Regions from separate parts of the Homo sapiens genome. Here region 1 is linked to region 2. Evidence: read pairs that join two places in POLR2A ChIA-PET (ENCODE). Cell type or tissue: K562. All regions are shown on one strand. Each heading gives the region's core, and the rest is flanking DNA. Links, peaks and the distances in the headings are about the cores only.

What was found. Peaks named below come from ENCODE experiments on the same cell type or tissue, not always from the same donor. Only the 100,000 strongest peaks of a DNase experiment are listed, where the experiment ranks them.
Region 1: POLR2A ChIA-PET joins it to region 2 with 6 read pairs; 18 of 35 experiments call an interaction of 5 or more read pairs at or near these places.

What each region holds. Positions count from the first base shown.
Region 1 is chr7:140,187,248-140,190,158 of GRCh38, reverse strand. No RefSeq gene overlaps it. Among named protein-coding and RNA genes, the nearest start is that of KDM7A-DT, 11 kb to the right of the region's middle. In K562, for the core only: no CTCF peak of the experiment used is centred there; no DNase peak of the experiment used is centred there.
Region 2 is chr7:140,240,527-140,243,437 of GRCh38, reverse strand. The region is part of intron 1 of LOC107986854 (a long non-coding RNA gene); the gene reads right to left. It also overlaps the pseudogene RNU1-58P. Among named protein-coding and RNA genes, the nearest start is that of KDM7A-DT, 65 kb to the right of the region's middle. RefSeq lists a silencer at 1-9. In K562, for the core only: no CTCF peak of the experiment used is centred there; DNase peaks (open chromatin) are centred at 697 and 1,277; H3K4me3 peaks cover 569 bases.

The DNA.
Region 1 (2,911 bases), core at 89-2,588, 53 kb after region 2:
CAGAATACTAGCTCTATTTTCCATTCTCTATTATATTGTCCCTGGTCCCATTGCCAACACAGCTTTTTCTGCATTGTCATCTGGTTTTACCATTTCCTTTGGACAATGGTTTTTTTTTTGTTGTTTGTTTGTTTTTTCCCCCTTTTTGTGACAGACTTACCCTTCTCCATGCATCTGCCCCTGGGTCTGACTCTCCAGCCCCACCTGCCTCCACTTCTCCCATACTTTGATACTTCCCTTTGGCCTCATTCAGCAAATTGGTCTAATTTTTTTCTTTTTGAGACAGAGTCTTGCTCTGTCACCCAGGCTGGAGTGCAGTGGCGTGACCTCGGCTCACTGCAACTTCCATGTCCCAAGTTGAAGTGATTCTCCTGCCTCAGCCTCCCTAGTAGCTGGGATTACAGGCGTTTACCACCACACTTGGCTAATTTTTGTATTTTTAGTAGAGACGGGGTTTCACCATGTTGGCCAAACTGGTCTTGAACTCCTGACCTCAGGTGATCCACCTGCCTTGCCCTCCCAAAGTGCTGGGATTACAGGTGTGAGTCACTGTGCCCGGCCTTGTCTAATTTCAAATAGAGAACTTTTCTAGTCTGCCTAATCCTGCTACAAATAAATGGGTCAAATCAATACTCAGTCACATGTCCATCTTTTTTGGTACAGAGTATTTTCTAGCTCAAAGACGTCCAATGATAAGAGAGATGAAAACAAAATAGAAATGGAGCAATTTTGCTTTGTCATCTGTCAGTATCACACCATCTGCCCCAAGCATCATGCCTACACCTCTCTTGTTCTTTCTTCTCTTTCTAAATATAGATTAAAGAGTCCTTTTAGTTGTCCTTAACTTATTTTGGCAAGGCCCAGCTCATCCTAGGCTTTCATCTTCCTGACACCTTTTCTACAAGTCTGTGCTGCCATTCTGCATTTGTTCTTGATAGAATGTCCCTTTCTCTAAGTCCTCTGAAACTCTTGGCTCTTCAGAGCTCCCTGTGTACCTCATGCTTAACCCTTTGCTGTTTTACTAATCACTTTCTTTTTTTTTTTTTTTTTTTTTTTTTTGAGACGCAGTCTTGCTCTGCCGCCCAGGCTGGACTGCAGCCGTGCGATCTTGGCTCACTGCAAGCTGCGCCTCCCGGGTTCACGCCATTCTCCTGCCTCAGTCTCCCGAGTAGCTGAGACTACAGGTGTCCGCCACCGAGTCTGGCTAACTTTTTTTTTTTTTTTGTATTTTTAGTAGAGACGGGGTTTCACCGTGTTAGCCAGGATGGTCTCCATCTCCCGACCTCGTGATCCGCCCTCCTCGGCCTCCCAAAAGTGCTGCGTGCGGTGGCTCACGCCTGTAATCTCCATCTCAAAAAAAAAAAAAAAGCAAGAATGATTTTTGCCTTTTGTTTTCTTTTTCCTTTCTTCCTTCCTTCCTTCCCCTCCCCTCCCTCTGTCCCTTCCCCTTTCTTTCTTTCCTTCCTTCCTTTTTATCTTTCTTTCTCTTTTGCTTTCTTGCTCTTTTCTTTCTTTCTTTCGCTTCCTCGCTTTTTCTTTCTTTCTTTCGCTTTCTTGCTTCTTTCTTCCCTTCCCTTCCCCTCCCCTCCCCTCCCTTCCCTTCCCTTCCCTTTCTTTCCTTTCTCCTTTTCTTTCGTGTGTGTGTGTGTGTGTGTGTGTGTGTGTGTGTGTGTGTGTGTTTGAGACAGAGTCTCACTCTGTCGCCCAGGCTGGAGTGCAGTGGTGCAAACTCGGCTCACTGCAACCTCCACCTCCCCCACCCCGCCCGGTTAATTTTTGTATTTTTAGTAGAGATGAGGTTTCACCGTGTTGGCCAGGCTGGTCTTGGATTCCTGAATTCAAGTGATCTGCCATGCCTTTCATTTTCTCCATGACATCCTGTCTTGGAGACATCAGTGTCTTACCTGAAACAGACTTCCATAAAATCCTATGAATCCAGCTTATCTTTGTTACTACATGATAAAGTTGTCCTTTTCAATACACGCGTTAAAATATCTTTAAACCTATTCTTCCTCAAACATATGGCAATATAAACTTCTTTCTCATAACTACTCCTGAATAATAGGGCTGACTATATATTAATGATGATTTTTAAGTACTTAAGCAAAAGATAGTTGGGAATTCTGAACTCTATCTCCTACATTATGAAGAAATATATTAATATTTAGTGGTATTTTGCAGCTTTTGTGCAAATTAGAAAATAAAGTTAAAACTTTGAATTCCTTTTGGTTTAATTTCTTAATTAGAACCTATAAAGGAATAAATCTGTGAGGCAATAAAATGAAGAGATAGGACTCACAATTTAATTAAATCTATAGATTTATTAGGCCATAAATTAGTTATCCATGGGTAAAAAGCTTTGTAAGACACATATGAGGATTTTAAAGACAATGCGCAATATCTGAAGTTATTACATATATATTTAGTGTTGCAATTTTCAAGTCACAAAAGAATTACTTGGCTGGGCACAGTGGCTTATGGGTGTAATCCCAGCAATTTTTGAGGCTGAGGCAGGAGGATCGCTTGAGGCTGGTAGTTTAAGACCAGCCTGGGCAACACAGGGAGACCCTCGTCTCTACAAAAAAATATAAAATAAAAAAAAAATAGCTGAGCATGGTGGTGCGAGCCTGTAGTTCCAGCTACTCTGGAGGCTGAGGTGGGGGGATTGCACCACTGCACTCCAGCCTGAGCAACAGAGCAAGACCTTGTCTCTAAAATAAAAAAAAAAAAAAGAAAAGAAAAAAAGAATTATTCATCATTTGGATTCCATTTGAAAGAGATTCTTTGAATTTTAAAAATATTGGCCGGGAGCAGTGGCTGATGCCTGTAATCCTAGCACTTTGGGAGGCTGAGGCAGGTGGATCACCTGAGGTCAAGAGTTCGAGACCTGCCTGGCCAACATAGCAAAACC
Region 2 (2,911 bases), core at 257-2,756:
TTTTTTTTTTTTGAGATAGAGTCTCACTCTGTTGCCCAGGCTGGAGTGCAGTGGGAAGATCTCAGCTCACTGCAATCTCTGCCTCCTTGGTTCAAGCGATTCTCCTGTCTCAGCCTCCTGAGTAGCATGAGCCACCACGCCCAGCTAATTTTTGTAGTTTTAGTAGAGATGGGGTTTCGCCATGTTAGCCAGGCTGGTCTTGAACTCCTGACCTCAGGTGATCTGCCTGCCTTGGCCTCTCAAAGTGCTAGGATTACAGATGTGAGCCACCGCGTCTGCCTTTTTTTTTTTTTTTTTTTTTTGAGACAGAGTCTTGCTCTGTCCTTTCTCATTAATTCTAAATTGCCAGTAATCATAGTTTAGAATGATCTTGATCGACCCAGAATATGAGGAGAAAGCTTTCTTACAACTCAGCCAGAAGCCTTATCATGAAGTGAATTGGAGCAGGGACTTTGGACCAAGGGAATGTTGAATGCCCTTCCAGCTTCTCACCTACAAGTCTTTTCTGTGCTTCTGGGACAGTCCATTCAGAGCTTAAGCTGTCCAGGGTAATGAAAGTGTTAGTAGGGGAGAAGAGAAAGCTGCTATGATAATGTAACTATGCCAAGTTGTCGTTGTCATAGGGTGCTGGGGAAGGGGATAGGGAGGGGGACACTTGCCAAACTGGGGGCTGTGACTGCTTGGACAGAGGAGCACCTTTTTCTAATCTGCACAGAGGTGCAGATAAGCACTGCAGGCTAGCAGAGGCCCTAGCTGAGTCAAGTTCTTTCAGTTTGAAGTTGACTGTTCTAGGTTCAAGGGTGAATGACTTTCTATTATCTCTTAATGAGAAAAAACTTCCTTCTCCCAACAAGAATTTCCAGTTGTGGTTATTAGCCTAGGTGTAACCGAAATTGAAAAGTAATTATATTTCTCTTAGCAGCTAAGATTGCCCCCAGCAACCTGCCCATTTCCTGCTTTCACTCTTAGGAGGACAGTCTTTTGCCTTGTATTCTTTTTTCCCCTTCTCTACATTGACTTTAGGGTCCAGTTTTAAGTCCCAGACCTGTTTAGTAACTAGCTTTAATCCCAGGGCACCAAGTCTCTGGCCTCTCCATGCTTCCCCCTTCCCTTCCTGGGTCTTAGCCAGGGCAGGGAGCACTACCTACCTGAGTACGCAGAGCAGTGGTGAGAGGTGGCCCAGGGAGCCATCTCAGGGAACCCATTAAGATAAAGGGGAAGAATAAACAGAAGCAGATGTTCCTTCAGCCCCAGTCCCCAGCCCACTGAAAAACAGGAAGCTGGGATGGCAGCTGATAAGGGCTGTCTCCAGGGCTGGGCCGGGACTCCTTGGAGCCAGGGGCTGGGTTGGGTTTCTCAGTCCTCATCTCTCCAGGACAGTCTCCTTTTTCTTGTCCTTCATTAGTAGGGGAAAGCATAAACACAGTCCCCCATTACCACAAATTATGCAGTTGAGGTCCCACGTTTGGGGAAATTGTGAGGGTCAGCCCATCCAGAGTGCAATGGATGAGGCTTGCCCTGGGAAAATCATTTCTGTGATCCTGTTATCTCCCCCACAAGGTAAGTATCTCCAGGCCAATCTTATTTTCCTTCCATGGGGACAGGTCAGAGGCACTTTCCCTCCATATGAATACAAATCAAATGTATTCACATTCTATCATCAATGCCTGTGGTCACTCAAAATTCAAAAGAAGGGGCCGGGGCATGGTGTCAGCCTGTAATGTCAGCACTTTGGGAGGCCAAGGTGAGCGGATCACTTGAGGTCAGGAGTTCGAGATCAGCCTGGCCAACATGGTGAAACCCCTTCTCTACCAAAAATATAAAAAATTAGCCCGGTGTGGTGGCAGGCACCTGTAATCCCAGCTACTTGAGAGGCTGAGGCAGGAGAATCGCTTGAACCCAGGAGGTGGAGATTGCAGTGAAGTCGAGATCACGCCACTGCACTCCAGCCCAGCCTGGGCGACACTCTCTCAAAAAAAAAAAAAAAAAATTCAAAAGATGTGAACTTCCAAAATGGAGACTGCACACATGCACACATCTACATACATGCACACACACATGCATGCACACCATACACGTACATACATGTGCACCCACAGGCGCACACATACCATACACATGTGCACACATGCCACATGCATGTACACACGAACCATGTACATGCACACATACCAAACACACACGTGCACATACAAGCCCTCATCTAGGCTGAGATTTAAAAGCCCTGCAGTTGGCTGAGCGCGGTGGCTCACGCCTGTAATCCCAGCACTTTGGGAGGCCAAGGTGGGCGGATCTCCTGAGATCGGGAGTTTGAGATCAGACTGACCAACACGGTGAGGGTCAGCCCATCCAGAGCGCAATGGTTATTAGCCTAGGTGTAACCGAAACCCTGTCTCTACTAGTAGACAGGTTTAGTAGAAACCCTGTCTCTACTAAAAATACAAAATTAGCTGGGCATGGTGGCGGGTGCCTGTAATCCCAGCCACTTGGGAGGCTGAGGCAGGAGCATTGCTTGAACCCGGGAGGTGGAGGCTGCAGTGAGCCGAGATCACACCATTGCACTCCAGCCTGGGCAACAAGAGGGAAACTCTGTCTCTAAATAAATAAATTAATTAAATAAATAAAAATAAAAGCCCTGCGCTGACTCCATTCCTCAGTAGTGATGATTCCCCAAAACACTACAGTTCACCCTCCATAAAAGGGGTTGTCCAAGCTTGGAGCTCTCTGGGTCTGGGGTTTCCCCTCAGTAAAGTGAGGAATGTGGACAAGGAAACTTCTAGGACCTCTTCCTGTGCTCCCACATCCTCTGGCCCTAAGGGCTGTTTTCAGCTCCCCACCCCCATATCCCAAAGGATCAAAGGAATGGAAACTTAAGGAATTGGACCTTAAGGCTGTGGTGTCTGGGCTGGAG